Regions from separate parts of the Mus musculus genome. Here region 1 is linked to region 2. Evidence: chromatin loops called from intact Hi-C (ENCODE). Cell type or tissue: gastrocnemius. All regions are shown on one strand. Links, peaks and the distances in the headings refer to the core of each region. The heading gives the core; the rest is flanking DNA.

The links. Peaks named below come from ENCODE experiments on the same cell type or tissue, not always from the same donor. Only the 100,000 strongest peaks of a DNase experiment are listed, where the experiment ranks them.
Region 1: a loop joins it to region 2, with 1.9 times the contacts of the local background. A loop is called at or near these places in 4 of 42 quality-filtered maps.

What each region holds. Positions count from the first base shown.
Region 1 is chr6:146,826,308-146,841,712 of GRCm38, reverse strand. Arntl2 (aryl hydrocarbon receptor nuclear translocator-like 2) reads right to left here. Exons shown (of 15, transcript NM_172309.2): 12 at 14,389-14,497; 13 at 13,527-13,614; 14 at 11,912-12,020; 15 at 8,184-9,203. The coding sequence ends at 9,067. Among named protein-coding and RNA genes, the nearest start is that of Smco2, 16 kb to the left of the region's middle. In gastrocnemius, for the core only: a CTCF peak has its summit at 8,018 (motif pointing left); a DNase peak (open chromatin) is centred at 8,044; H3K27ac peaks cover 570 bases.
Region 2 is chr6:147,082,315-147,097,719 of GRCm38, reverse strand. It overlaps Mansc4 (MANSC domain containing 4), which reads left to right and starts at 10,688. Exons shown (of 3, transcript NM_001034903.3): 1 at 10,688-10,972. The coding sequence starts at 10,756. It overlaps Klhl42 (kelch-like 42), which reads right to left and starts at 6,645. Exons shown (of 3, transcript NM_001081237.1): 1 at 5,353-6,645. The coding sequence starts at 6,188. In gastrocnemius, for the core only: a CTCF peak has its summit at 8,987 (motif pointing right); DNase peaks (open chromatin) are centred at 5,985, 6,214, 7,345, 10,774 and 1 more place; H3K4me3 peaks cover 2,473 bases; H3K27ac peaks cover 1,998 bases.

The sequences.
Region 1 (15,405 bases), core at 4,028-12,027, 260 kb after region 2:
TCTAAGTGTCACAGTGTCCAGGTGAAGTCATGCAGTGTCCAGGTATCACAGTGTCCAAGTATCACAGTGTCCAGGTGTCACAGTGTCCAGGTGTCACAGTGTCCAGGTGTCACAGTGTCCAGGTGTCAAAGTGTCCAGGTGTCACAGTGTCCAGGTGAATGACACAGAGTTCAGGTGAAGTCACACAGTGTCCAGGAGTCTCAGTATCCAGCTGTCACACTGTCCAGGTGTCTCAGTATCCAGGTGTCTCAGGGTCCAGGTTTCTCAGGGTCCAGGTATCAGTGTTCAGATGAGGTGACACAGTGGTGACATCTGGCTGTATTTATCAGTGGATTGATTGGCTTTTCTGAGACAATGACTTGCTGGGAAGCCCTGGTTGGCTTGGAGCTCACTGTGTAGCCTGGGTTACAGTTGGTCATGGTGAGGAAGTCAAGGAAGGAATTTCTGTCACAGCACACCCACATTCAAGAGCAGAGGGATGAATGCATGTGTGTTTGCTTATGTTGGATTTCTTCACTCATTCAGCTCACGACTCCCTGCCTAGGGAATAGTGCTACCCACAACCAAGATGCCCGGGCCGTCCTCCTCAATTAACAGAAAAGCTCTCAGAGGTGCACCATAGGCCAACTCTTTAAGATAATTTCTCGGTGGGTCTTTCTTCCCAGGCAATGGTAGGTGATGTCAAGTTGACAATTAAAGATGACCATGTGGGGGAGGTAAAGGTGTGTGTTTGTGTTTGTGTATGTGTGTGTGTGTGTGTTCTGGTAAGGAAGATAGAACTTTACCTGATGGTCACAGTGAGTCACTCTCTGGCATGAGAAGGCTCCCTCCCTCCCTCCCTCCCTCCCTCCCTCCCTCCCTCCCTCCCTCCCTCCCTCCCTCCCTCCCTCCCTCTTGTGTACTTCCTTACCCATTTCTTTCTTCCCAAGAGCAGGAGTCTCATAGCATCAGTCCAGTAGAAAAAGAAGACCTTGATTCTAGGGAGCCAGTGATGAGGAGTGAGAGCAACCAGTGTGGCAGAGGTTTCAATGGCAGCAAGGAGGATGAAGGAGGGGGGCTTCCCCCCCCCAGCCTTGTTCCACAAAAAAAAGTAAAATCTTTACAGAAGATCACAGAAGAGATTTCCAGTCTGGGGACCAGTGAGACTTTTAACCCTCCCCTCAGGGTCTTGGCAGTAAAAAGACACAGGTATTTTGCTGTTTGTTTGTTTGTTTGTTTGTTTGTTTGTTTGTTTGTGTTGGTTGGTGGAGGTGGTGGTGATGGTGGTGGTTTGGTTTGGTCACCACACTGAACTGCTAGTAGCATCTAGTAGCCAATATCTCTAGGTGCACAGGCCAGGTTTGCACACCACACAGCAGGACTGTCACAAATGCTCACAGTACTGACGCAGAAATCCTAGACTGTCATGGTGACCTCAAGACTGTGAAGTGTCCCCAGATGGAAACCTCACTAGGGGTTTATAAGCATGCCAGTGTAGTTCACACTGCACATAGTTCACACTGCACATGCATAGTTCACACTGCACATGCACAGAAACAGGAAGGCAGCTGGACTTTGGGAGCAAGTGCAGGATGGTGGCTGTGACTGGTGTAAGCCACCCACTAATGGCCTGATGCCAGGAGCCATCTCTCTACGGCAGGCATCCTCCTGCAGATGTTGCCTCTGTCCCAGAATGTAGGATATGCCCAAAGCAAAGATGTCCTCTTGTCTGACTGGAAGTAGTCCCCAATTCTCAGAAATCCCTGTGTTTTTCTGAGTTTGGACTGTTCATAGCTGGATGGTTGTATTGTTTTCCATTCAGCTGTTGTAGTCATTAGACAGCTTGTAGTTAAATTCCTCACCCTGGTGTGCATTTAGTGTTATTTATAGGCTAAATATTCTAATTCTGGAGGTAAAGGAGAATGCATTTTTAAGTTTCTTTTCTCAAAATGCCAGCCAGTTTTCTTTTTCTTAGCCTAGAATTACAAAGACAACTTGTGTCCTTTGGCAAAAGGGTCATCTATTGCTTGCCTTGCAGGCTCTATTTGGAAAGCTGTCTCTATATTCTGCTCTTTAAACTGTGAGGAATTTTATTGTGTTTTGAATTATCTCTTTATTGGCTGAGGCCTGATCTAGCTATGGAGCCCAGGCTGACCTCGAACTCACAAGCCTCCTATGTTTGCCTCCTAGGCATGATAGGATTACAGCCATGCCCTCCCATAACCCACTGGAGAAATCTATCACTATCGAGTCATGCAGAAGGAGGGCCCTGGAAGTAGAGGCCTTGGTGAGCTCCATCAGCTGCACTAATTTCATCACAGACGTTCCTAGGGGAGGACTGCTGGGTCCTATTTCTGCTTTTCAGCCTGTGGAAGACTCCTGATGTGTGTGTTCCCATCAGACACAGATGACACAGTTCTGATACTATGGACAGGACCACTGTGGATATTATATCCTCCCTCCTGACAGGGTCACACGGTAGCCCAGGTTGGCTTCAAACTTACAATCCTCCTGCCTCAGTTTCTGAGGTATAGACACACCCACACCTGGCCTTACATTTCTTTTTGATGAGTTCTGTTTCGCTGTTAAATATGTTTGCACTGGGTCTTGGGCTTCAGCAGCACACAGCACCTGCTAGAGGGAACAGCCAGCCAGGCGTGATGGATGGCCCAGGCCTGTGATGTCAACACCCGGGAATAAACTCATGGTCATCCTCAGGAACAGACTGAGCTAAAGGCCATCCTGGGCTCCATGAGAAAAACAATCAGCCAAGAAAGGCCATAGTAACTTTTAAATAGGTATTATATGAACTTAGATAAAGGCCCTAGGTCTGAAGGTGTGTCCTTGTCTTGCCTGGTGATGGCTCCTACTGGTGATATTTTTAATGACATCTCTGAGCTCTTGAAAAGAACCAACCTAACAGTTGCTCACTGAAACTGTGAGAACACAGACATCAAGAGCTAACGGATCATCAGGCTGTGGTGGCACTCGCCTGAGTTCCCACAGCTCAATTTTTTTTTTTTAAAATAAAAAGAAGGGCTGCAGAGAAGGCTCGGTGGTTAAGAGCATTGGCTGCTCTTGCAGAGGACTCAGGTTTGGTCCCAGCATCCACATAGCAGCTCACAACCATCTATAACTCTAGTTCCAGGTGAGCTAATGCCCTCTTGTGGCTTCTGTGGGCACCATGCATGCATGTAGTACACAAACACACATGCAGGCAAAGTACTCATACACATAAAAATAGAGTGAGCTCAAAATGTGATCAGAGAACTCGAATATGTATTTCTCCAAGGAATATATACAAATGGCAACAAGCGTACGAAACACTCTCAGATTTGCACAGATCAAAACCACAATGAATAAGTACCAAAGACCCGTGAGTATGAACCCCATTGGAACTTGGAAAGGAAGCCAAAATTTAGAGGTGGCAAGACTGCAGAGGACTTCTGTCTTAGTTAGTTTTCCATTGCTGTGAAGAGACAGCATGACCAAGGCAACTCTTATAAGGTACAGCATCTAATTGGGACTGGCTTATAAGTTCAGAGGTTCAGTCCATTGTCATCATGGCAGGAAGCATGGGAGAGTCCAGGCAGGCATGGTGCTAGAGGAGCTGAGAGTTCTACATCTTGTTTTGAAGGCGAACAGAAGACTCTCTTTCAGGCAGCTAGAGGGAGTGGAGTGTCTCTTCCACACTGGGCAGAGCTTCAAAGCCCACCCTCATGGTGATACACTTCCTCCAACAAGGCCACGCTTCCTAATAGTGCCACTTCCCATGGGCCAAGCATATTCAAACCATCACAACTGGCAACATTATATGCTCTAAGTCAGAATATGAAACGGTAAACGTTTATAATGGAATTCAACTCATCCCTCTCTTATTCTCTTGTATCTCTACATAGATAGATACAAGGTTAGATTAGATTAATAGATAGATAGATAGATAGATAGATAGATAGATAGATAGATAATATAAATAGCTATGTAGGTAGATGATATATATAGACAAATGAATAGATAGATGATAGATGAGAGAGAAAGAGAGAGAGAGGAGAGAGAAAGAAAGGTAGGTGGATAAGTAGGTAGAAGAACGCACACACTTGAAAGCAGGATCGTGAAGAGATATCTGCACATCCATGGTTATCACATTCCCAGTAGCTAAGAGAAAGAAGCCACAAATCCGTCAGAGGACGAGTGGGTAGTGTGGTGCGTGCATACAACAGAAGGTTGCACAGTCTAGGAAGAGAAGGGAGCCTGGTCACATGGTACAACAACAAACCTCGAGGATAGTGCAGTAAGTGAAATGAGACATTAAAAAAAAAAAAGACAAATACTTCACACAGTTGATTTGCACAGTGTCTAAAAATAGCCTGACTCGTGGATACAAAGTAGGGGCTGCCTGTGCTGGTGATAGGGAGTCATTCAGTGTGAAAGGACCAGGTTTTCTATGCCCACCCTTGTTCTCAAATAACGACGGGGAGACCTTTATGTTATCAATAAGCTTCTTGCACTGTAGCTGGGCAGATACTGAGCTATTCAAACCCGACAACACTGGCCTGGCCTACTTCCCAGCCATGTGACCGCTGCCATCTTAGTCTCTCTGGTGCCTCCTTCTCCATTCACATCCTGATGGTGACTCCCCAGTGGTGGCACCCTCTGTCCCCTCTGAGACCCTCTTTTTCTCTCTCAGGGATGGCACAGGGACTCTCCTAATGTATGTTAGTGGGTCTTCTGTCAAGACTCTTCCCCAACTCCTCTATGTTATTATAGTTGTAATTCTTAGGGTTGAAAATTCCAAACCTGAGCTATTGCCCAGGGGTGTAGTCAATCCTCAAACCGGCAGCTGGGGCAGGAAGGCTGCAGAAAGTTCTAGGCTAGCCTGGGATACAGGGTGAGTCCAGGTGTAGCCTGGGATACATAGGAAGACCCTGTCTCAAAAACTACACACACACACACACACACACACACACACACACACACACACACACACACACACACACCCCAAACTACAGTGCTGTCTTTATAATACTTTGATGCAATTTTTGGATAATTATTTTTTACTAAAATTTTAACAAATACAGGAGAAAAAAGTAATATTATGTAAGCTATAAGAGTCTGTCACACCAATGCAATAAAATTGACCAAACAGAAACAGGACACACTGGAAGAAAACACTAAACATCGGAGGGTGGAGTACCACAGAGCATGTGGGTGGGGCTGGGGAGGGTGGATTCTGGGACCAGACCAGTAGGATCTGTAGAAAAACAAATTATAAATATTTTTTAAATGCTCCAGAAAGAAGAGATAAAAAAAGAAAAAGCAATATAATGGCTTAGTGGGGAATCCAGCATCAAATTCTACACTAAATGGTCAGTCATTGAACAGCACATGAATGTGGATAGATGCTGTGCTCTGCTCTGCCCAGAGAGTCAGACGACGCCAGCCCTTTCCTCAGTCTTGTTTCTACATTAGAAACTAATTCACAGCTTCAAGGGAGAAAGTTTATTAAATTAAAAAAAAACACAAACTAGTTTTTCATATAAATATAATTTAATTTCACTCTTCTCATTATTTGCCAGAGACTCTTAAAAAAATATCAATATATACAAACAAGAGAGTCAGAAAGAGCAGGAAATGAACTACAAATCCTCACTCGAGAAGTCTGGGTGATGACAGCGTCTCAGAGGTCAGAGGGCACCAGCATGCCAGGCTCTCTGCCGTTTGCACTGACTGGCACTCTGGGAACTTCTCTGTACAGCGTGAGAAGGATCTCCAGGCCCCTCTAGCAAACAAACATCTCTCACTCAACAGTCAAAGGGCCACTGCATTCCACACAGAGCCCTCAAGTGCCTCTCCCAGGCCCCAGGGAGTGGGAATTAATCCAAGGAAAGCCCCTCAGAAAGGGGAGAGAGGCACCTACTAGCCACTCCAGCAATTTCCCTGCTGTCTCTGGAGAGTTGTAGACATCACCCCTCTTCTATCTACTGCTGGGCACACCAGTCGCAGTCCGCTCTCCACCTGGGTCTGACACGGGCTCCAGGAACACAGTAGGCTCAGGAGATCTTGCCTGGCTCACACCACAGTGCTGAGCCTGAAGACCGGGACTGCAGTTTATTTATTCTGGTTTCAATGAGGCAGAGCCTCATCATGTTGCTCAGACCAGCCTCAAACTCACAGTGATCCTTCTGCCTCAGCCTCAGCCTCCTGAATACCTGCATTGCAGATACAGCTTTTAAAAGGCGACTACAAACAACCCCCTTTATTCCACCAGCTCCTGTTTCTTCTGTATTTCCTGGTGTCTTCCTGTCTCTCAACAGGTTTCTGCATTTATCAACCATATGGTGTCACTATTGAACTAAAGCCTCGTTTTTCTTCAGGCTATGATAAAATTCATGGCAACTTTGAAATCTCACTTTGCAGCTTGGGTTGGCCCGGAATTCTCAGAGAACTTTTTCACTCAGTCTCTGAGGACCAGGAGTAGACTGCCCCATCCCGCAGCCTTTTCTCTGTTATTTATAATATCCACCGAGTAAATGTCCTAGTGCGCTGCTGTCCAGTAGAAGCACATGCTGGCCACATTTAAAAAAATAAAAAGAGCAAGGTTTATGTATGTGACCCCAAAACCTGGGACACACAGCCCTGTGTCTACCATGGGCTCCACACTGTGGGTCAGAGTCACAGGATCAAAGCCAAGACTAGAGACCAAGCCTCTTACCACAGGGAAGCAGGCACAGGGACTCCCCTGATGGGGTCTCTGTCCAGGCTATTCCCCAACTCCGCTATGTTATTATAGTTGTAATTCTTAGGGTTGAAAATTCCAAACCTGAGCCAGTGCTCAGTGGTACAATCAATCCTCGAACCAGCATTTGGGGCAGGAAGGCTGCAGAAAGTTCTAGGCTAGCCTGGGATACAGGGTGAGTCCAGGTGTAGCCTGGGATACATAGGAAGACCCTGTCTCAAAAAAAAAAAAAACTACACACACACACACACACACACACACCAAACTGCAGTGCTGTCTTTATGATACTTTGATGCAATTTTTGGACAATTATTTCTTACTAAAAATTTAACAAATATGGCAGAAAAAGGTAATATTGTGTAAACTATAAAAGTCTGTCACGCCAATGCAATGGGATCAACCAAACAGAAACAGGAAGGAAACACTAAACATCTGAGGGTGGAGTACCACAAAACATGGGGTGGGGCTGGGGAGGGTGGATTCTGGGTCCAGGCCAGTAGGATCTGTAGAAAAACATTTCAGTGGGCTGAAAAGGAGTGAAGATATCCTCAGAGCTTGAGCCCAGCCATCTGCTCCTGAGTGTCAGGAATGGTCTGTCCTCTGGCTGAGAGAGGAACCGCCATTGTGAAGGGTGGTCATGGCCCTCGAAGCTCCTCTCAGACCATGAGGGTTGTTCCACCTGCTTTTGTTTTGAGATAAGGATTCACACTGTAGCCCAAGATGACCTAGAACTCCCAATGTAGCCCAGGCAGACTTCAGACTCACAGGCGTCCTGGAGCTGGGATGAGAGATGTGTGATGTCCTGCCCACCTGCTCTTTAGGACATATCACCATGACATATTATCCTCTAACACGAGCTGCTAGAAACAAGTCTGACTATGTGCCGTCCCCTAATGCAGTGTGTGGGCAGACCCTCTGTCTGCTGGACTCCAGCATCCTTCATGCTTCAAGGCTGAGGCTTCCAAATCACAGGTCTGACAGAAGTTCTGTTTGACCTTCTATAGCCCAAATAGTTGGCACAACGCAAGGTCACAGAAGGACACTAGGGTGAGGGCTCAGAGGACCATTCAGGGGCTGGGAGGAGATGTAGCAACACAAAGAAGAAAGAGTGGGTCTGAACACCGTTCAGTTTCAGCTCAGCTCATCTAGCTGCATTTGAGAAGCACAGAAGAGGGCCTGTGTAAGTATACTCAGCAAAGACAATTAAATTAAAATACAATCAGTGTGACTTGACTCCATGGCTAAGAGCACTAGCTTCTCTTCCAGAAGTCCACACTGCAATTCACAACTGTCTGTAATTCCAGTTCCAGGGGACCTGATGCCCTCTTGTGGCCTTTACAGGTACAGGCAGGCAAGTGGTACACAGACATGCGTGAAGGGAAAACACACACACACACACACACACACACACACACACACACACACACACACACTCTAAAGTATGACTCTTCAGAAAGGCAAATAGGCAGAAATTTAAATAATCTTTTTTTATTTATTTTAAAAGACAGGGTTTCGTGAATCCCAGGCTGACCTTCAATCTGCTTTGTGCCAAGGCTGGCTTTGAATTTATGATCCTCCTGAGTGCCAGGATTACAAAGTGTGCACCCAAATTGGTTTACAGTGCTAGGAACTGAACCCAAGACTTGGTGCTAGGCAAGGACTCTGTCACCTGAGCTGCATTCCTGGGCCAGAATTTTAAATCATCCTAATTCTTACACTCCATTTGAGCTACCTCTGGGTTAGTTACTTTTTAAAAATGCCTTCTAAATTCCAAATTATTAGAAGAAAGTTGGCTTCTAAGTGATTTCTCATTGCCTCATGATTTTAGGGACTGTATTTAAGCTGGGAATTGTGATATATGGCTTTAATCTCAACACTTGGGAGGAAGAGGCAGGCGGATCTTTGAGTTCAAGGCCAGCCTGGTCTACAGAGTGAGTTACAAGACAGCCAGGGCTACACAGAGAAACCCTGTCTTGAAGACAAAAACAGAAAACAGACAGAACAAAACAAAAATCCCAAACTCAAAAACAAAAGTATATATATATTTAAAAAAAGCCCTAACAATATGGTTGGTAGCAGTTTTTGGTCAGAATATTTTAGCAAAAATATGGCAGCCTGACCCCCAAGCTGCCTTCTCACTGTGTAAAGAGGGATTGATAAACTTGGCTGTTTCTCTTTGGAGGAGCATGTGTGACTCCGCACATCCCAGTGAGAATAAAGGGCAGATATATAAAAGTCAGTAGACTAGTAATAAGAGATAAAAAATGTACCAATACAGTGCTCAAGAGTACAGTGTTTTGTCAATGAAACACTCTGAAATGATTCTCATGTTAAAGTACAAAGCCAAAATGCTAGAGTGCCCACTGGATGTCACTGAAGTCCCCAGGGTCACCCAGGCCCCCCTCTGCTTCGAGGTAATTCATGAATGCAGCCATGTCTATGCTGTCACTGTCACACAGGACATCAAAACCCAGCTGGGCACTGTCACCTGTAAGTTAAAACACAGGACTATGTAAGTACGGGCAGGTCGTGATAAATACCTACAGTCAGTGAGACTGGAGAGAAGGCTCAGAGGTTAGGAGCACTCGTGCAGGGGCTCCACGTCGGGGGCTCACAACCATCTGTAACTCCAGCTCCAGGGGATCTCTAGATGTAGGCACTAGGCATGTGTGTGGTACACAGACATACATGTGAGCAGAACACTCATGCACGTAAAATAGATGTAAAAACACAACTGTAGTCAAGAACAGCAAGGCCAATGGCAGGGTCCGAGGTTCTGTTAGTGAAGGGCTTGCCACGCATGAAGCCCTGAGTTTGATGCCCAGCGCTGGATAAACCAGGCATGGTGGTATACACCTGCAACCCCAGCATGAGGTGGGAGAACCAGAAGTTCCAGGTGATCTTTAGCTACAGACATGTGAGAGCCCAACCCGGGATACAAGAGGTAAACCTGGGTGAGGCTTAGCGTTTTATTTTATTTTATCTGCATTGGTGTTTTGCCTCCACATATGTCTGTGTGAGGGTGTCAAATATTGGAGGTACAGACAGTGGTGAGCTGCCATGTGGGTGCTGGAGATTGAACCCAGATCCTCTCGGAAGAACAGTCAGTGCTCTTAGCCATTGAGACATTTCTCCAGCCCCCAAGTCTTAGCTTTAAATGTCAATTTGCTGCAATCTAGAACCTGGGAAGAGTGTCTCAGTGAGCAATTGTCTGGACCTGTGGGAAGAAGGCCTGTGAGGAACTTTTATAGAAGAGCTGCCCTGACTGTGGGTGTTACCATTTCATGGGCTGCGTCCTGAATTGTGTGAGGACAAAAGCAAACAAGTTAGCGTGAATCCTTTCTGTCTGCTGTTGACCATGGCTTGACTAACAGCCTCCTCTCGGTGATGGGCTGTGGCTGGGAACCGTGCGCTTCCTCGACTTTCTTCTCTAAGCCACTTCTCGCTTTATCACACTGACAGGAGGAACTCAGAACACATGTCTTTAAATTAGTTAAAGCCAGGGAAAGCGAAATACATGTCTTAAATTGCAGAAGTTGGATTTTTAAAATATTATTTTATTGTACGTATATGTGTGTTTTACCCGCATGTATGTCTGTGTGTCTTGTACATGCAGTACCAGAGGAAATGCCGTGTGTGTGCTGGGAATTGAACTCGGGTCCTCTGCAAGAGCAGCCAGTGCTCTTAACCACTGCGTCATCTCTCCAGGGTTCCTGCACTTTTCCTTTATTTATTTTATTTTATTTTATTTTATTTTTTAGCACGAGCCTTTTTTAATTTCTTGGTAATTCTTGAGAATGGACATTTTTTTCCTACATGGAAATACTTTTAAATTTTTATTTGAATTATGTGTATTCAGCAAAATCCTAAAAGGCTCAACTGATGACTGCACCCTTTGTGACAGGTTTAGTGACTGACGCACATCTTCATACCAAGAATAACTGATGGGGCAGGAGAGAGAGATCAGCAGTTACGTGCTCTTCCAGAGGAGCCCTGCTTGATTCCCAGCACCCACGTGGCAGCTCACAACCTGCAGCTCAGGTTCTAGAGTAGACAATAACCTTTCTGAGGAGACTGCATACGTGAAGACAAAAAACATCCATCCACATACGATAAAAATTTAAAAATTGTAAAAAAACAGCCGGGCGTGGTGGCACATGCCTTTAATCCCAGCTCTCAGGAGGCAGAGGCAGGCGGATTTCTGAGTTCGAGGCCAGCCTGGTCTACAAAGTAAGTTCTAGGACAGCCAGGGCTATACAGAGAAACCCTGTCTCAAAAAAAATTATAAAAAACAAAACAAACAAACAAACAAATAAAAAACCCCAAAACAATGACTGCTGACCATTGTGTGCAGATGCTGAAATCCTGGGTATGCTTTGGGAGGGGGCTTTTTAATTAAAACATTAGATATTTTCTTTATTTACATTTCAAATGTTATCCCTTTTCCTAGTTTTCCCTCTGAAAATTGCCTATCCCCTCCCCCCTCCCCCTGCTCCCCAACCCACCCACTCCCACTTCCTGGCCCTGGCATTCTCCTACACTGGGGCATAGAACCTTCACAGGACCAAGGGTCTCTCCTCCCATTGATGACTGACTAGGCCATCCTCTGCTACATATATTGCTAGAGCCACAAGTTCCACCATGTGTTTTCTTTGATTGGTGGTATAGTTCCAGGGAGCTCTGGGGGTGCTGGTTAGTTCATATTGATATTCCTCCTATGGGACTTCAGTCCCCATCACTCCCTGGGTATTTCTCTGGCTCCTTCATTTGGGGACCTTGTGCTCCATTCAGTGGATGGCTGTGAGCATCCACTTCTGTATTTGCCAGGCACTGGCAGAGCTTCACAGGAGACAGCTATATCAGGCTCCGGTCAGCAAGCTCTTGTTGGCATCTGCCTAGTGACTGGGTTTGGTGGTTGTTTATGGGGTGTGTGGGGTGCTTTTTGAGACAGGGACTTTCTATTAGTCCTGGCTGGCCTAGTGCTCACTATGTAGCCCAAGATAGCCTTGAACTCATGGTAATACTCTGCCTCAACCTGTAAATGTTGGCATTACAGAAGTGTGCTTCCTGATTGGGGAAAAAAAAATCTTATTTTAAAAACTACCTGCTTCTTCAAAAGGCCCCTGTGTTTAAGGACACAGTGTCAACGACAGAGACTGGGAATGTACACGGTGTCTGATGACAAGGACAACTTACCGGGAAGTGGTCCGTGAGGGTGGGCGGGTTCAGTGCTCTGGTGTTGCCTGGCAGCCTCCAGGACCTCTGTTTCAGAAGGGCTCACTGCAAAAGGCTCCCTAGTGGATGCCTGGAAAAGCAGGACAGAGCGGTCAGCAAGGCTCCTTCCTACCTGAGCACAGTGAGAACCATGGGTGCTGTCAGAACGACCGGCACCAGCACCTTCATCAGCCGTGCGTGCGTGAGGACTCTGGTGCCCCACACTCCACGTGCATCTTCCATTTCAGAAGCTGAGAGCCACCAGATTCCAAACCAAGGCATCTGACACTAAAGCCTAGATCCCTTTATATGAGTGTATGTGCATGCCTGTGTGTGTGATGTGCGTGTCTGTACATGTGTGTGCACATACATGCATATGCATGCGTGTGAGATGTATGTCTGTACATGTGTGTGTGTGATGTGTGTGTCTGTACATGTATGCACGCACTGTGGAGGCCAGAAGATTTTATTACAATGGCTTATATGTCCATTTCTATGAGATTACTGTATTTGTTAAATGAATAAATGATAAGATAGGAAGATACATTATATTTCTACACAAGTTTTATCCATATCATGTGATGTTTGTGTTTTCTGGCCCATGTTCCCCTGGTCACCACCACTCCTCCTCCTCCTCCTCCTCCTCCTCCTCCTCCTCCTCCTCCTCCTCCTCCTCCTCCTCCTCCTCCTCCTCCTCCTCCTCCTCCTCCTCCTCCTCCTCCTCCTCCTCCTCCTCTCCAGATCGCAGTAGGCTTATTGTCCTCGGCCCCACATGGGGATCAATCCCAGGTCCTCCATGGACCATCCAAGTGTTCTACCACTAAGCTATACATCCATCCCTTTACATTTTTTAATATTTAAAACCTTTTTATTCTGAGACAGGGTCTCACTAAGTTGCCTAAGCTAGCGTTGAGGCTACTCTTTATGCCTGGGGGGCCCTGAATGCACCAGTTTCCACCTCTCAAGCTGCCATATGGCAGGTGAGCCCCACCAGCCTATGGCGTAATTACTATACAAGCAACATGTATTTCAGTTAGCTGTATTAATCAGTTTGACCAAGTGGCCTCTGGTACTTATTTCATTTAAATCTCGTTCAAACTACATGAGTACTCTGAAGCTGCCATGTTAGAATCTGTGATGATCGTAAAAGCTCCCGCTCTCTGAGCACCTAGCAGGTGTGGCAGCCACCATTTGGAGAGTTTGGATTTAAATGGTGTGGTAGTGAATGCCTGTGCTCCTGGCCCTTGGAAGGTGGAGGTAGGAAAATTAGTTTAAGGTAATCCTCAGCTACACAGCGAGTTTTGGGCCAGCCTGGGCTACATGGCACCCTATCTCCATTGCCTAATCCACGGTATGTTATCATCATACCTGCCTTACAAGTGAGGACACTGAGGCAGAGTTTAAATTCTGAACCCAACATTACAAAGACTAGGTATGTGAGCCACACACACCCTGCAGCCCTTTTGTATGCCTCTAACCATGTCTCCTGTAACCACTGACCTATACCTCCCCTTAAGATGACCGAGTCAGCAGAAAGGTCCATGTATCTTCATAGAATGGTCCTGACATAATGACAATGAACATTTACTTCACTCACAGGCCCATAGGCATTCCCACCATTTACACTGCAGTCATCTCTCACTTCTTCTGAAGGGCTTGCATCTTCTGGGGATGAAGAGTGTAATCTGAGAAGGGAGACAAGAGATATTTATTCCTCAGACAGGATTTTAGAAGGAGTCTTTCTCCTCTGAATGTATCATAAGTCACTGATAAACAACAGCAAAGAACCCCAGACTAAATATTCCGTATTCAGTACTTGAGACCAGTTGACTTCTTACATGGCAGACTTATCTTTCACCCCGAAGTGCTGAAAATACTCCACACACACATGCAGTGGTGTGCACTTACCCCCCACACACACATATGCAAGCTGTGCATGCACTGACACACATGCATTCTGTGCATGCACACATGAATGTTGTTCATGCACTGACACACACATATGCAAGCTGTGGATGCATTGACACACACATACAATGCACACACTTTCTGGTATATATATTCATTTATTTTAACTGTGTAGTTTATGCATCAATTTTGAACTTTTTATGCAATTAAATTTATCGATTTTTCTTCCTGAATTCTGGATTTCATATGATGTTTTGAAATAACTTGTCCAAAATGAGATTATAAAAGTCCTTATCTGGGTGGCTCCCAACTGCTGGCAACTCTAGCTCCAGGGGATCTGATGCCTCTGTCCCTGCAAGCAAGCCACTTATAGGCACACACCACACCACCTACGCTGTCCTGCCCTACTGCATGCTGGTACACTTACACACACGTGCACGCACACACACGTGCACACGCATACACACACAAGTAGGAGAATGACTGGTCTATGTACTGGTTTAACTACAGCAGCCATTTACACGAGAATATTTGCAGTAATACATCTTTACCTCTGTAAACTCAGAACCTCATTTGCAATATCTGTTCCAATACTCCCAGCACCAAGGACGGTCCCCGTGGATACACCGGGCACATTGATGCAGGATTGTCTAAATGAGTCTAGGCAACAGCACAAGAGAAAACTCAGGGAAGGGCGCTAGAGTGCACAGCCCTAGCTAGTGGCTTTCTTTCTATTCAGATAATTCCCTAATTTTCTCCTGAAAAGAAATAGATGATCCACATCTTAAGGTAACAGAAAACATGCAACCTTTTATTCAGCAATTCCCAATGTTTAAGATGCTGTGAGCGGCGATCACAGATGTGCGCAGAGTCACAAAGGCACAGCAGTGACCCATGGCCTTCAGCATGGTCTTTTCCCTTACAGTGAAGCCATGGAAACACCACTTCATATTTCATTGCTCCTTTTGTGTTGTTTATGTTTATTCTGTTTTATGTGTATGAGTGTTGGCTTGTATATATGTAGGTGCATCAAATGCATACACTGCCCATAAAGGTCAGAAAAGGGCATGGAATCGCCCAGAGTTCCAGGCAGCTGTGAGCCGAGATGTGCCGAGAACCAAACTCAGGTCCTTCCAAAGCAGCCAGTGCTCTGAACCTCTGAGCCGTCTTTTCAGCCCCAGATGTGTGTTTGTTTGTCTACCCGTTTTTACTTTTTGTTGTCTCAAAACAGGGTTTCTCTGTGTAGTCCTGGCTTTCCAGGAACTCTGTAGACCAGGCTGGCCTCAAACTCAGAGATCTGCCTGTTTCTACCTCCTAATTTTTGCTTTGCTTTGTTTAGACAGTGTCTCAAGTGGCTGAGGCCGGCCTCTCACTCCTGATCCTCCTGACTCTACCTAAGTGCTGGGATTACATGCATATGTCCCCACCATATTCAGATACTTAAAAAAATACATTTTGTATATAAAACATGAGCACATCCCTGTGGTTAAAAAAAAATCTGAGATGGAAAAATAGGCCCTTCATGACAGTCTTTCATTTATCTAGTGGTAAGCCATGAACACCATGGA
Region 2 (15,405 bases), core at 4,082-12,081:
CCCTCCTTCCTTCCCCTTCCTCGGCTGTAGTGACCTCTGCTGGGGACCAGGTTGGAGATGGGAGAAGCTAGAAAACAGAAACACTCATTGTGGTTCTTACAACCACCTGTGGGAAAGTCAAAAAGCAAAAAGCAAAAGCAATTTCAACTGTTGGTCAGAATCCAGCTGTGGAGGTTAAAACAGGCCTGTCGTTTTCCCTCCTCCCCTAGTGCCTAGCTGTGTGGGCTCTGCAGCCTCTCAAAGTGTTCCCACTTCAGGCTCCTCTGCCAGCAGACGGTTGTCGGTGAGAGGCCTCTCCAGCCTGGCCTTGCTACATTCTCACACAAATTCTCACACAAACAGGACCCACCGGGCTTCACCTTCAGAGCAGAGGCCTGGGGGTTGAGGAAGACCCTAGAGACAAGCTCTGAAATTTAAAAAAAAAAAAAAAATTTACAAAGGATGTCTGCAGTCAGTGGCCAGTTCCTGCAAGCCGTCCCTAGTTAAGGTGGGGAGAGAAGGGAATTTTGTGGTCATACAAGCTTTCACATGTCGAGTCAAATCTGTGTTCAGACAATGAACCATGTTGTACACCTGAAAAAGCACCTCAAAAAGAAAAAAAAAAAAAAGAAAGAAAATGCTGGTATTTGAACCGTATTTTCTTTTCTAAAATGACACTTATTTATGTGCATGAACATATACACAGGCCACAGCACACATGAAAGGTCAAAGGACAAGTTGCAGGAGTCAGTTCTCTCCTTCTACCATGTTGGTCCTGGGACTTAAATTCAGTTCACCAGCCTTGTCAGCGAGTGCCTATAACCGACTAAGATCCATCTTACCAACCTATATGATCATTTCCAAGCCTATGACTTTACATTATACTTTAAAAAGACATTTCAAAGCTTCCTATCTAAACGTAAGAGGGCAGAATTGTAAGACAGAGGAGTCTGTCCACATCCTCATCTAGATGAGGTCCAGATAAAGTCAGAATAAACTGACAACATTTAAAAACTAGGATACCTCATGTCCGGCCACTCCAACTCCTCACTTCCACTAAAGAATAACCAGTGTGGTCCAGGGTGAGGAGTCCCATGCCGACATTACATCTGGTCCTCACAACTCCTACCCACACTCTACACACTGACATCACCTGCCCTGCCATTCTGACTCCAGTTTTGACCACACTAAAAAAAAAAAAAAAAAAATGTGTGGGCAAACCTATCCAATATTGTATTAACAGCCAGAAGTTCACATCTCTAGCCATATAAAACTGCCAATATGAATTTAAAAATAATAAGCAGGGGCTGGAAATGTGGCTCAACAATTAAGAGCAATGCCTGCTGCTGCAGAATACCTGGGTTTGAGTCCTGGCACCCAGACCCTGGCTCACAACCATCTGTAACTCCAGCTCCAAAGGATCTGGTGCTCTCCTCTGGGACCTGTGGGTACTGCACACAAGGTGCACATAAATTCAGGCAAAACGCAACAATAAAAATAAATAAACCTTTTTTTAAAAGATAAGCCAATCGTCGGGTGGTAGTGGGACATACCTTTAGTCCAGCACTTTGGAAGCAGAGGCAGGCAGATTTCTGAGTTCGAGGCCAGACTAGTCTACAGAGTTCCAGGACAGCCAGGGTTACACAGAAAAACCCTGTCTCAAAAATCATTTGTATACAAAAATGAAGCCAATAAGCATTTTCAAAGAATGATGTTCTGATGAAAGGATACTACACTGAAGAGTTGCCCACTACGTAGGGTGGGGAGAGCATCTCATCTTGACAGGAGAGGGGAACTGGCAATATCCAACACTGCTCAGGAGAAAATTACAAATCTTTCATGGGCAACTAGGCAGCAGCCAAAATATAAAATGTGCATACACCTTGCCCTGTCACTCAGAGAACTTGGGACCAACTCACATGTGCTAAAGACAGTCATACACATAGACCAGGCTGTCCAATACAGCATTATTTATAGGGACAAATGCATACCACCAAACAGAGCCTGGAATGCTACATAAACATGAACAAGACAGAAGCAGCTAGCTCACACCTTTACTCCCATCGCTTGAAAAAAGCAGGACTTGCGACTTGCCTCTAGTCCAAAGGCACCTGGGGCTAAAGAGTGAGAACCTTTCTCCAAACAACAAGCCGATGTGCTGCTATATGTCTCTAATCATAGGACTCATGAGGTGGAGGCAGGAGGATGAGAAATGCAAGGTCATTCTCAGATATACAGAAAGTTCAAGGCCTGGGATACATGAGACCCTGTCTCAAAAAGATTAATAAAATGATTTATTAGTTTAAAACAAAATTTAATAAATAAAATGAAAGTCATTATTATAAAATAGAATAAAAATTTATATCAATACACATCTGTGAATACAAAAAAATTCATGAGACCACAGCTCAAAAAAATTAATAAAATAATTTATTAGTTTAAAATAAAATTTATTATAAAATAAAATAAAATATATCAATAAACATCTGTGAATACAAAATATTAATATACAGTAACCATTAATTAGAAGAATTATTAAGTACCATAACAAATTTAGAGTAAAAGTACATGTATATACATCCCACCCACTGGAGAAACTATGCACGCAGCTCTCCACTGAGAATGGCTAGTCACGCCTATATTTTTATAAGCATCGATGCATTTATAATACCTAACTGTGACATGCATTATAGATACAGGTAGCTTGGTCCCCTGCATTGATCACACATAGATTTAGGGAGGTCTGAGTCACAAGGGCTCTAGTCCATGGAGAGAATCACGTGACATCATGTGGAAAGCAGCTGGTGGGGCCTCACTGGAGGAAGCAGACCCCTGGGTGGAGGTGGACGTGAGGAATATTTTTCTTCTCTGCCATGAGTTAACCACTCTACTCCACTATGTCAGATGCTTGTCACAGAGTAATTTAGGTAGACACACTCACTTTACGCACGGTTTCTAAGGTAGACACATGAGGCAGGAGCTGGAAAACAACTTGACCATGTTTAAAGAGTACAGAAAGAACACTTTGAGGAAATCAGACCAAGAATCTGTAGCTAAAAAGAGACTGGTAAGAGGTCTGGACTGTGGAGCTGAGGATGGACGACATGCTGAGACCACATGGTCAGAGCTGGACACACACAGGGAAAGGTAAGACAGAACCTGGAACCTTCTCCTTTTTGAACACCACCTTTGAATCAATTAACACTCTTAAAAATTTTTTTTAAATAATACTTTTGATACTAAAAAAAATAACTTTATTATTTTGTTTCTGTTTGTTTTCAGCTCAGGCTAGACTACAGTTCCACCTGCCTCAGCCGCTCAGCCTGTGATTACAAGTGGATTGCTACTGTATCATCTCAATGATAGAAGTATCATACTGCAGGAGGCTGGATGAAAACTAGCCAGCCCCCAGTTAGTGCCTCTGGAAGGAAGAGGGTAATGCATCCATCTCTGCTTCTCACACTTCAGCTTGCCAGGATTTTTAGAAATTATTTTTATGCTTATTTGTGTGTCTGTGTGTGTGTGCACATTCATGTGGTTGCCTATAAAGGTCATAAGGGGGTGTCAGACAGGGATGCTAAGCGCTGAACACTAATCTTATGCAAGAGCAGCAAGTGCTCTTAACCTCTGAGCCATCAGAACGAGGTATGTTTCTACAAATAATCTCTGATCTAAAGGTTCCTTTGTCCTGTAATGGACCTAGAAGAGACCAGAGTGGGACTGGGATGGCATCAAGTGGCCTGATAAAAAAAAGCCTATCCTCAGCTGGGTGGTGGTGGCACACTTTAATCCCAGCAGTCAGGAAGCAGAGGCAGGATGATCTCTGAGTTCAAGGCCAGCCTGGTCTACAGAGTGAGAACCAAGACAATCAGGACTATACAGAGAAACTATGCCTGAAAAAAAGAAAAAGAAGAGAAGAAAGAAAAAAAAAAGAAAGGAAGGAAGGAAGGGAGGGAGGGAGGGAGGGAAGGAGAGAGAGAGAGAGAGAGACAGAGAGAGGGAGGGAGGGAGGGAGGGAGGGAGAGAGAGAGAGAGAGAGAGAGAGAGAGAGAGAGAGAGAGAGAGAGAGAGAGAGAGCGCCCATCCTGTCCTTGGCTACTCTTTCTACTGCTGGGACACTGGTATTGAATCTGAGGCCTCAAAATTCTAGGCTAGTGCTATCCCTCTAAGACACCTTTCCCCTACTCTTTCTGGTTTTGCTACATTATCCAGGCTGGCCTGGAATTCACTCTGAAGGCCAGGAAGAATTTTAACTTGGAATCTGCCTGCTTCAGCCTTCCAAGCAGCTGGGGCAACAAACCCTCTCTACAAGCCCTGACTTGTCCCCCAGGCCACTTGGGAAAGATGGGTGAAGTGGAAAGGAATGCATCTTCAAGCCATAAGAGGGGGAAATTGAACAGTACGAGTTGGTTTTTGTCATTCCTTCAACCACTGACATGGTAGATGCCTTACATTTGAAGTTATAAGTTACAGATTATTTATTGTAGAAAGCCAATACTGTACTGTACACCTTTAGTCCCAGCTCTCTGAAGGCTGGAAGGCAGAGGATGGCAGACCCTCATGCCTAGGAGTTCAAGACCAGCCTGAGGAACATACCAAGATAAAGGAAAACCATCTGAACATATGCAGGAGGGTATATATATATATATATATATATATATATATATATATATATATATATATATATATATATATGCGCTAATGTATATATGCATAGGTGTATATGTAGGGTTTATATGTACATGCTAAAGCTACCCACAAGGGACTCAGGCATCCAGACCGGGGAGTCTGAGGCATCCCAGATAGACAACAGACTTGGAGAGACAAGGGTACGCCCATTCTGTAGCTGACCGCTCCAGGCTCAAGTTTTGGGTCAAAGATGATTGCCGTCTTAGAAGGAAATAAGAAACAAAAGTGAGGATGAAAAGAGAAGAGAATCCTCTCTGGCAAATCCCTTACACCATCCTAGGGAGAGGGGATGCACGCTCTCCTACCCAAGTGAGAAGGATCCAAAGTCACTGTCAGCAACAACAAAAATTTCTGAAGCCAGAATTACAAGTTACTGCTAGTGTCTCCGTAATTCGGGTCAGACAAGTTAAAGAAAAGCGAAGGAAAAACAACCGTTATCTTTCCCAATAGCCTTCTCTGCAAGCCGGTCTAAGGCAGAGAAACCATTCTTACCTGGGGCCTGCACCTGAAAGAAGACCACTAGGCTAGCTGACACAGTACTCGTCTTCTTCCTAGCAAGCCCTGGGCTCCCTGGGAACTCCGCCAGAGGCGACAGGCCAGCAGCACTAAGCAAGATGCCATCGCCTCTGGCCAGCAAACACCAGGGCAATGAATGAAGGGTGCAGACACCCCCTTTGCACTTACCGCTTCTGGTTCATGGAGGCCACCTGCAGCCACTCGTTGGTGATGGGATTGTAGGAGTGTGCGGCAGAGATCTCCTGGCTGGTGATCCTGTAACCACCCACGATGAAGAGGTAGTTGTCCAAAATGGCTGAGCCGTAGCCCCTGACGTTCACCAGGTCGGGGGGCAGGTTGTTGGCCAGGGGGAACCAGCGCTCCGTGGTCTCCTCGTACCTAAGCATGGACGGGGGTTCCCCCTGATACGGGTGCGGGGCAAGGGGTCCCCCGAGGAAGTCCCCCAGGGCCACCAGGACCGGGGTCCCGCGCATGCGGGCCTCCCTCAGCCTCTGCTTCAGGCTGCAGTCCCCGGGGGCCTGCGGCGGCGACAACAGTAGCGGGAATTGCGGCTGACACAGCACCTGGTGGAAGCGCAGCACCATGAAGCGCAGGCAGGCGTCCTGCAGGTCGGGCAGTCCGTACACCTGCGCCAGGCGGTACAGCTCCAGGCAGTTGCCCAGACGCACGTGCGACAGCAGCAAGCGCAGAAGCGCCGTGACCTGCAGAAAGGACGCGGCCTCCACCATCTCGGACAGCACACTAGCCTCGGCCAGCTCGTCCTCGCTCAGGCCCCAGCCCTCGCGCGCGCCGCCCGCGTTGATGAAGTCCAGCACCAGCCGCAGGCCCGGAGCGCTCAGGCCGCGCAGCTGCTGCACCTCCGGGCCCACCTCGGGCCGCACGGCCTCGCGCATGCCGGAGCGGTAGAGCGCGCGGAAGTAGTCGCTCTGTTCGATCAGCTTGCTCTTGCTCACCGGGTAGCAGCGGTCTTCCAGGCGGATCTGCACCATCTCCTCGGCCGACATGGCTGGGCCGCTGCGCCCCGCCGCTCGGCCGCTCAGGCTCCTCCCCCGGGCGCACAGCCTCCGCCGAGCCCGGCCTGCGCTCTCGCTTCCTTCCTTCCGCCGCCGCGGGCCGCGGGCCCCGGGCTCAGCCCCGCCGGTGCGTCACACGCCCTCCGAGTAAACGGCCTCTCTGATCTTTAATCCATGTGTCTATGTGGGTTCCTCCGCTACAATGCAGGTGCCAGGAAGCCAAAGGCGGCAGATCACCCTGCAGCCTGAGGTAAGGGCGGTTGTGAGCTGCCCTACGCGGAAACGGAGCTCCTGTCCTCCGCAGCAGGAGTGTGCACTCTTAACCACTGTGCATTTCTCCAGCACGGTGTTGTTAGGAAACAAACAAACGCGTCGGTTCGCGGTGCTCGCCCCCTACGCACAAGTCACCGTACTTGATCTTCTGGTGTTTCCCGCAGCCCCACAGTCCCTGTGTGAGTTTTCCTGGGCCAGTCAGTACTGCGAGGTTTTAGATCCGCGGGGTGGTTCCAGAGTGGACTAACGGATTACTAGGGCTAAGCAATTTATTAGAAGAGTTATTAACTCCATGGACAAGACAGACAGATAGGAAGGCAGGCAGTGGCATGGTTCAAACCCCAGCACCAAGACAGCAGAGTCTCTGAGCAGCAAAAAGGGCAGGTGGGTGGAGAGGATGCGGAGATGGGGATGCGGAGATGAAGATGCGTCAGAGCTGTCCCCTCTGGGTAGCACTTGCCCGCTCTCATCCCTATCTACCCCACCACCACCATCCCATCATAGCTGTTAGGAAAGAACATTTTCCTATGTTCCCTGGCGGGACGCTTGGTTAGAAGGCTGGATCCCAAAGGCTGTAATGAAGCGATAGTGTCTGCCCTGGTACCCATGGTGCCCTGCCTTGCATTCCCCAGCATTACTGTGTCCGTCGGCTGCTTCACAGAGAGAGGGCTGTCGGCCATTATATTCTGCAGAATACACACAAAGGTAAGGAACTATGAAGTACAGAAAACATTCTAGCAGGATCCGGCCTTCCCATGGGAAAGAGACACAACACATGGACCTGAGGCTTGCTATGCCTTACTTTCTTGGATACTCTGAGAAACTTGGAACACAGCCCCGTGATTGACAGGCCTGCAATCATTCCTGGCAGGCTTCCGTTCCCCATCTGTCACTCTCAGTGTTTGGGGTATGAGGAGGGTTTCAGGTGAGGGGCCAAGGATTTAGTAGATTCTACAGCAAGGCAAAATGCCACAGCTACCATTAGACATCAGGCTGGGGGCTTCTGGGAGGGCTGACTTAAAAAAGGCTGGACCTGGATCTGTCTGCGCCTCCATCAGCAAGGCAGGATTCAGTGAGTCACCAGAAGAACAGGCTCTTAGTCTCTGGCTCTTTAGAATCTTTACCAATGGAAGCTTTTGTTTCCAGACCAACTGGTATTCTCTTGCCTTTTAAAACAAACCAGAAAGCCAACCTTTGAGAATGATTCTCATTAGAGAGGCAATTCAACCCTGGTCACATTACCACAGTGAGGTCAGCTGGACTGCAATCTGAAGTGGTACCTGACAATACTGGGCACCGCTCCTGCAAGATTTTAACCCCTGGCCATACGATGGGGCATCTTAAAAGATCCAATAACTTCAGTAAACCACACAGTGTTCTAAAAAGCTGGGCATAAAGACAAATACATATAAACTTCTTTGTTACAAAGTATTTAAGCTATAGTAGTATCAAGGCTTCATGAACACGTTGTTTAATGTCATCATTGAGTGGATGAAGCTGTCATTGATCATTAAACACTGACAATTGGTGCTCAGGGTCACAGCCCTAAGGGGCTCACTGCTGTTGCTTTGCTAAATGGATATGCTATCAAGTTACCTTCTGAATACTTACGTTCATAGCCACAGATCAGTGCTGCTCTCCATCCGCCTTGGCCCAAGAAGTCTCTGTCTGTAGTGGGCAGACAGCTCATCAAAGTGCTGAGAACAAGGGACTGGGTGTTCAGCCCTAACCGGACTTCTATAGCAACCTCTCCCCACAAGCTCAGGGAACTACTTGGAAGAAGGGGCTAAAAGAGCATAAAGGTGGGAGAGTGGGGAGGATTTGCTGTGGAATGTGTGTCTTTTGTACGGGAAGAGGAGATCACACTGGTGAGCTCTCAGAACTATGGTCTGCACTAGATAGCCAACAAGAAGAATGGTCAACATTCCAGCAAGGTTACCAAAAAAAGAAGAAGAAGAAGAAGAAGAAGAAGAAGAAGAAGAAGAAGAAGAAGAAGAAGAAGAGGAGGAGGAGGAGGAGGAGGAGGAGGAGGAGGAGGAGGAGGAGGAGGAGGAGGAGGAGGAGGAGGAGGAGGAGGAGGAGGAGGAGGAGGAGGAGGAAGAGGAGGAAGAAGAAGAGGAAGAGGAAGAGGAAGAGGAAGAAGAAGAAGAAGAAGAAGAAGAAGAAGAAGAAGAAGAAGAAGAAGAAGAAGAAGAAGAAGAAGAAGAAGAAGAAAGCAAGCCAGCCAGCCAACAGAGGGCCTGAAGCAGGAAGGGGATATTTACTGGAAGTGTTTGGGGGAGGAATTAATTGGTGGAGAGTATGCTCCAGATATATTATGTACATGTGTGAAATTGTCAAAGAGGAGATTAATTCAAAAATATTTTGTGCAAATTAACAAGCACATCCATATCATTAGCATACAAATTTTGTTTTAATACATGGTAAAATTCTATGCATTTCAAAGATTTGTTTAAAATAAAATTCTTTTTTTAAAAAAAATATTTATTTTGTACACAGTTTCTCTCTTCAGACGCACCAGAAGAGGGCGTCAGATTCCATTACAGATGGCTGTGAGCCACCATGTGGTTACTGTGAATTGAACTCAGGACCTCTAGAATCGTCAGTGCTCTTAACTCCTGAGCCATCTCTCCAGCCCCAAAATAAAATTATTTCTGGTTTACTATCAGTGAATGTTTGATTTGTGCATCTACTATACACCTGGGGTCAAGAAAACACTCTCTGGCAAAATAAGTCATGTGACAAACACCTTTAATTTCAGAATTTAGGAGGCAGAAGGAGTCAGATCTGAGTTTAAGGCCAGCCTGGTCCCCATAACAAGTCCCAGGCTAGCCAAGCCTGCACTGGGAGACAATGTCTCAAAAACATAGGTGTTGAAAGTGAGGAAAGTTGACTTGTCTCTCAAAGTCAGCGTTCCCAGATCAGTGGCAGAACATTTAGCCAGCACACACAAGGTCCTAGGTCTCCATGACAGCACCAAAACCAGAAAAGATCCTGTTAGAAATAACTAACAGACGGCTGGTGGTGCTCACACCTTTAGTCACAGCATCCAGGAGGCAGAGGCAGGCCTACCTGAGTTCAAGGTCAGCCAGGACTACATAGAGAAACCCTGTCTGGAGAAAAGGGGGGGGGGGCACGAGCAGGGCAGAGAGAGAGAGAGAGAGAGAGAGAGAGAGAGAGAGAGAGAGAGAGAGAGAATAAATAAGGTTATGTCCAGCTGGCTGGCTGGTGGGGTGGCTGGGCAGGTCAAAGTGCTTGCTGAGGACTCCTGATACTCTGAGTTTGAACTTCGGAACCATGTGGTAGCAGGAAAACCCAACTCTGGCAAGTTGTCTCTGCCCACCACATGGGCAAACACGAAGTGGCTGTGAGACATGCGCATTCGAATGGTGTTCAGCAGGGAGGCAGGTAGGTGGGGTCACAGAGTTACTGGGGATGGAGCCATATGCCTTTTCAAGGCTGTCATATTTCCCCTTCGTTATGAGCATGCTGAATTGGGGTCGAATTCTTAGTTTCTTTTAGGCTTACAAGAAAACTACTGGCCCTAAGAAGTAACCAGAATATATACAATTGCATTTATCGCAAAATTAAACATTTTAAATATATTTCTTTTTCTACTTTTTTCCTTTTAAGTTTTGTTTTTGTTTTCTTTGTTTGTTTGTTCTTCGAGACAGGGTTTCTCTGTATAGCCCTGGCTGCCCTGGAACTGACTTTGTAGACCACCACGTATGTCCGGCTCTTGTTTTTTTTTTTGTTTTGTTTTGTTTTGTTTTGTTTTGTTTTGTTTTGTTTAATAATAAAAAGTCAAACAAGTACACGAACTGGTTTTCTCTGGAGCCAGAACAACAAAACTTAGGGAGAAAAAAAAATACAGTCGTCACCAGCTCTTAAGCCTATAGTGAACACCTCACAAAACAATGTGTTGTTTCTGAAAACAGAGCCTCCCTTAATCTGAGGTCAAGAGACTAGGTAATTGTTTTCTCAGCAGCTAGGGTTTCTCCTGGCCTTTATGCCTGCCTAGGAAAAGGTGTCTGTGACTCTTTACTCCTAGAGAAAGAAGAATAGCTGACTAGCTGACGGGAGCATCCCCGCCTTCAAAAGAGCAAGGGTCAGAACACCAAAACTTTCTGGACAGGGTCCAGAGAGAAAGCAGCAAGGCCAGCACTCTCCCGGGGCCCAGCTGGAAAGGAACAAAAAAGGAGCCGAGATGCCTCGGCAGAAGGACGCCCCTTGCAGCCCTAGCAGCCCATGATCAGCTCCAGCTGCCTCCCTTCAGCACGGAGAGATGCGGGCTGTGGAGCTGCTACTGCTGCTGGGGCTGGCTAGCATGGTGCATGGGCTCTGCTCACCCACTGTGTTCTACAGAGATTGCTGGATCCGCCGCTTCCCGGGGATGCTCTTGGACCTGGAGGAGTCTCAGAGGCTGGGCGCCCAGTTCCTCAAGTACTACTCGGAGAACACCGGGCAGAAGTGCGGCCGCAGCTGCTGCCTCCGGAAGGATGGTGAGAGCGAGAGGGGGCTGGCAGAGCCCACTTGGGTAGTTTCACAGCACAAGGCCAAGGCTAGGGGGTAGAACCAGGGAAGACCCCGAAACCAGAGCATAAGGCCCATAGTGGGAGATCCAAAGAGGACTCCAGGAGCACGCCCAGGTGTGTGTGTGGGGGGGGGGGGGGGGGCAGAAGGACCCAGGGTGGGCAGCAGCAGAGCCGGTGATTTTGAACCCACGGTATCCTGCGTTCTTTGACAAAGTGCTAAAGGGACATATTTCTTTCAGGGTTAACTAACTTGATTATTTTATAATCCAAATGTTTCCAATAAACCAGGTGCTGTGGCCCATGACTACAATCCCAGCATTTAGGAACTGGAAAGTGGTGGTGGGGGGATGGGGTGGATCAAGGGCTCAAGGCAAGCCTCAGTTACACTGTGAGCTGAAACCAGCAGGGGCTAAGATTGTGTTTCAAAACCAAAACAACAAACACAAACAACCTGGATTTACAGTAACCAACTTTCAAACTGTCATTATTTACTTTTGTTTCTCAGTGCTTTTAAGATGTTTTCTGTTAAGTCTGAGAATCTTAGTGTTTTGACCACTTTCACCCCCACTCTGCCCTCTAACCTCTAACTTCTAACCTTTCTAGATCCCTCACCACCACTCCCTTCATATTCTCCTTTTAAAAAAATAACCTACTGACTCCAGTTTGTCTTGCCCAGATTTTCCTGGGCATGACCAAGAACTGCTCCTCTAAGGGGGAGAAAAAAGAAGGAAAGAAAGAAAAACCAACTAACCAACCCTGAGTCCCCCTCCCATGAAGCCATCAACTGTCAACAGCTCCGCAGTGAGGAGTAAGGGCTCACGATCTCCTTCTAACTCCTGCTGGAAAGCGAACTGGCTTAATCCTGTACTGGTCTGGTACAGCAGTGAGGCTCTGTTTGTTTGAGATGTACTTACATGTGGCCCAGTTTGAACTCACTTTTCCGTGGTGGAGGCTGGCCTTGAATTCCTGGTCCTCCATCCACGAATCCCAAGTGCTGGGATGATAAGCAAGCACCACCATGTTTAATAATTTCTCCTTAAAATAACTTTTGGTGGTTTCAGTGTCATGCCTATCTTATAAGATGTATCTCCAGGCTTAAAAAGCATGGGGCACATTGTACAGGAAGTTAGAGTGTAGATATGCTATCTTCAAGTTTCCCTATAAATGGGATTTGGGTGTGAACGCCTTCAAGGTCAAAACTGCTTGGAGACATTTTCATTTCTTTTAAAGCTAGGTAGAAAGACACGAGAGCAACACAGTGTATTGTGAAAGCCATCCCCACAGGGGCCTCATGGTCTTTTTAACCATAATTTGATACTGATTATTCATTAAAGACATTGCTTAGCCAATTGCATATGCAAATTTCTGAATAAAGTTTAGAGCGTCTAGGAGGGCGGCCAGATTTTCAGGGATTGTGGTTTGAGAGACTTGTCCCAAGCCATGACCTTCAAAGCTAAAGAGGCACAAAGAACAATCGGTCTGATAAGGAATCTTTTCAGAGCAGGGTCACAGGCTGGGGTTTCTGTTAAATCTGTAGGGTGCCTGTCTAGCATGCTGGAGGCCTCCAGTACATAAACCCAGAGTGGTGGCCCACTTCTGTAACCTCAACACTTAGGGGGACATGCAGGGAGATCACAAGTTCAAAGCTGTCCTCAGCTATGTAATGAGTTTGAGGCCAGCCTGGGATACACGAAATCTTGCTGAAATGAAAACAAAACAGAGCTGGGAAAATAGATGGCTTAGTGGCTAAAGTGCTTGCCAGACAAGTATGAGGTCCCAAGTTTGAATCCCCAGAGCCCACTTAAAGCTGAGCACAGGAGTATGAGCATCTATAATCCCCAGTGGCCCTAAAGGGAGATGGAAGGTAGAGACAGGGGAATCCTTGATAGCTCGCAGGCCAACTAGCCTAAGGCATGTAGCAGCCAAAAAGCAAAGAGACTGTGCTTCAAACAAGGTGGAAGAGGACTGACCCCCAAGGCTGTCCGCTGACACATGCATACTCGCACACATATATCACACTCACAGACATATCACACATCAACATTAAAGAGAAAAACAGTTCAGGGCAGTCATCCAGGACACTCCATGAGCCCAGAGCCTCTGCAGCCAGGAAGGCAAGACAGGACGACAGGGCCCAGACTTGTCACACTTCTGCACGGAGTTGGAACATTGAAACATACACATGAACTAGAAGGTCAGTTTCCTTACATCCTTCCTTTCTCCCCTCCCTCCCTCTCACCCTGTCCTCTTCTTGGGGAATCCTGATCCGTCCCCTTCGGCCTCTGGAAAGCTGAGATTATGGGTGGGCACCACATTCCCAGCTCCATAGAAAGCATGTCATAGGGCCAGAGAGATTAGAGACTGTTTAGTGGATAAGAACTCCTATGACTTTTGTAGAGCAGCACCTGAGTGGCTCACACCTTCTATAACTCCAGGTCCAGGGATCTGATACCTCAGTTCTCCACAGAATGCATTGATGCCACATGCCTCCCCTCTCATAGATATACAAGTACACATAATTAAAAATAAAATAAATCTTTCATAAAAAATTATTCCAATAAAAATCAGTCTCTATAAGAGAGGTGTGGTGGCTGATACCTGTAATCCCAAAACTTGGGAGGCTGAGGCAGGGGCATGGTCATGAATTTGTGGTCACTCTGGGATATATAATAAGCCTGAGTTCAAGAGCAGCTTAGGCTATAGAGTAAGATCCAATACTGTTCTCTATCACACCAATGACTTTCTTATCTCAAATCTAAATATTAAATAACTTTTTCAGTTCCTTTTCCTTACAACTTCCCAGAACCATCCTCGGGGGTTTTGCAACCCAATGCAGTAGTAATTAATTTTGTCTTATTCTTTCTCTCCTGGGGGAAAAGAAAATGCTGCAGAAACCCGAAGGTGTCCCAGAAGTGAGACTAGAGCTGTGGCTCTCCATGGCTAACTCTCTTGAAGGGCAGAGCAGGACTCCACAGGACAGTGCCCTCTCTGACCTACATGATCCCCACCAACACAGCAGTGCCTTCCCTGACCTTCACCTCCCAACCCCCCAGCACAGCACCCTCCCTGACCTACACGGACCCCACCCCCAGCATGCTTCAGGTGGGACACTGTATCTCTGTAATCCTGTTTTATTAAAGAGTGTGATACCTCTGAGCCAGCGGACATATCACATGGTCCTGGCTGCTCTGCATTAGGAATGAATTCGCAGTGCATGTGCACATTAGGACGGACGGACGCACAAAGTGTTGCACCCAGTAACTCTGATTCTGGGTTTCCAGAAATAACCAGTATGTTTAAAGCAACGGATCTGGAAAACAAAAGCCAGCGTGAATATGTGAGTAGCAGATATGCCCTGCCCACTGAAGCCAGCATCCTTGTGTATTTAAGAGTCACTGATAGGCTTCCCCTGGGAAAACATTTGCACCCAGATCCACACCCTCAGGTGTCATACGATCTTCTGGCTGTCCCCGCTATGTCATTCCTTTGTCTGTGGTTGGAGCATCTTTTTTAAAAGATTTATTTATTTTTATCTATATGAGTACACTGTAGCTGTCTTCAGATACACACCACAAGAGTGCATTGGACCCCATTACAGATGGTTGTGAGCCAGCATGTGGTTGCTGGGAATTGAACTCAGGACCACTGGAAGAGCAGTCAGTGCTCTTACCTGCTGAGCCATCTCTCCAGCCCACATCTTTTTTTTTTTGTTCCTCCTTCTTCCTCCAGTGGCTCCAGGACCTTAGCACTCAGACCATGTGGTTCTTAGAAATCAGATAGGTACTTTCCAGAGCTTTGTGTAGACAACTGATGTTTTTCATGCACAAAAATTACTAAGACTAAACTATAATGATTCTATGGGATGTGATGGTGTGTGCCTTTAATCCTAGCAGGCAGAGTCAAACAGATCTCTGAGTTCAAAGCCAGCCTACACTACACAGTGAGTTTCAGGCCAGCCAGGAAACACAGTGAGACCCCATCTCTAAATATATGATCAGTCCATCAATCTAAGGCTGGTTATGGTGGCTCATACTTACAGTCCCAGCACTTAGGCAGGAGGATTGCCTAAGAGAGACCTCTGTCTCAAAAGAATGAAAATCAAATAAAAATTCCAGGTGTCCTCTGTGGAAAGGAATATACTAGAGCATTTAGAATAATATTTTCTTTCAAATAGGTGTATTATATAGTTTTAATAGTTTATAATGTTCTGAAAAATATCTAACCACAATACAAGATTCATTCAACGTTCCAGAAAGAAATAGAAGTTACTCAGATCTCATCTGACTGGTAGCAAAGCCAGGCTTGGTGGTTCTGACCCTAGGATCCCAGCACTAGGAGGCTGGGTAGGACTATTACAAGTTTAAGGCCCACCTGGGGGCTGGTGAGATGGTTCAGCTGTT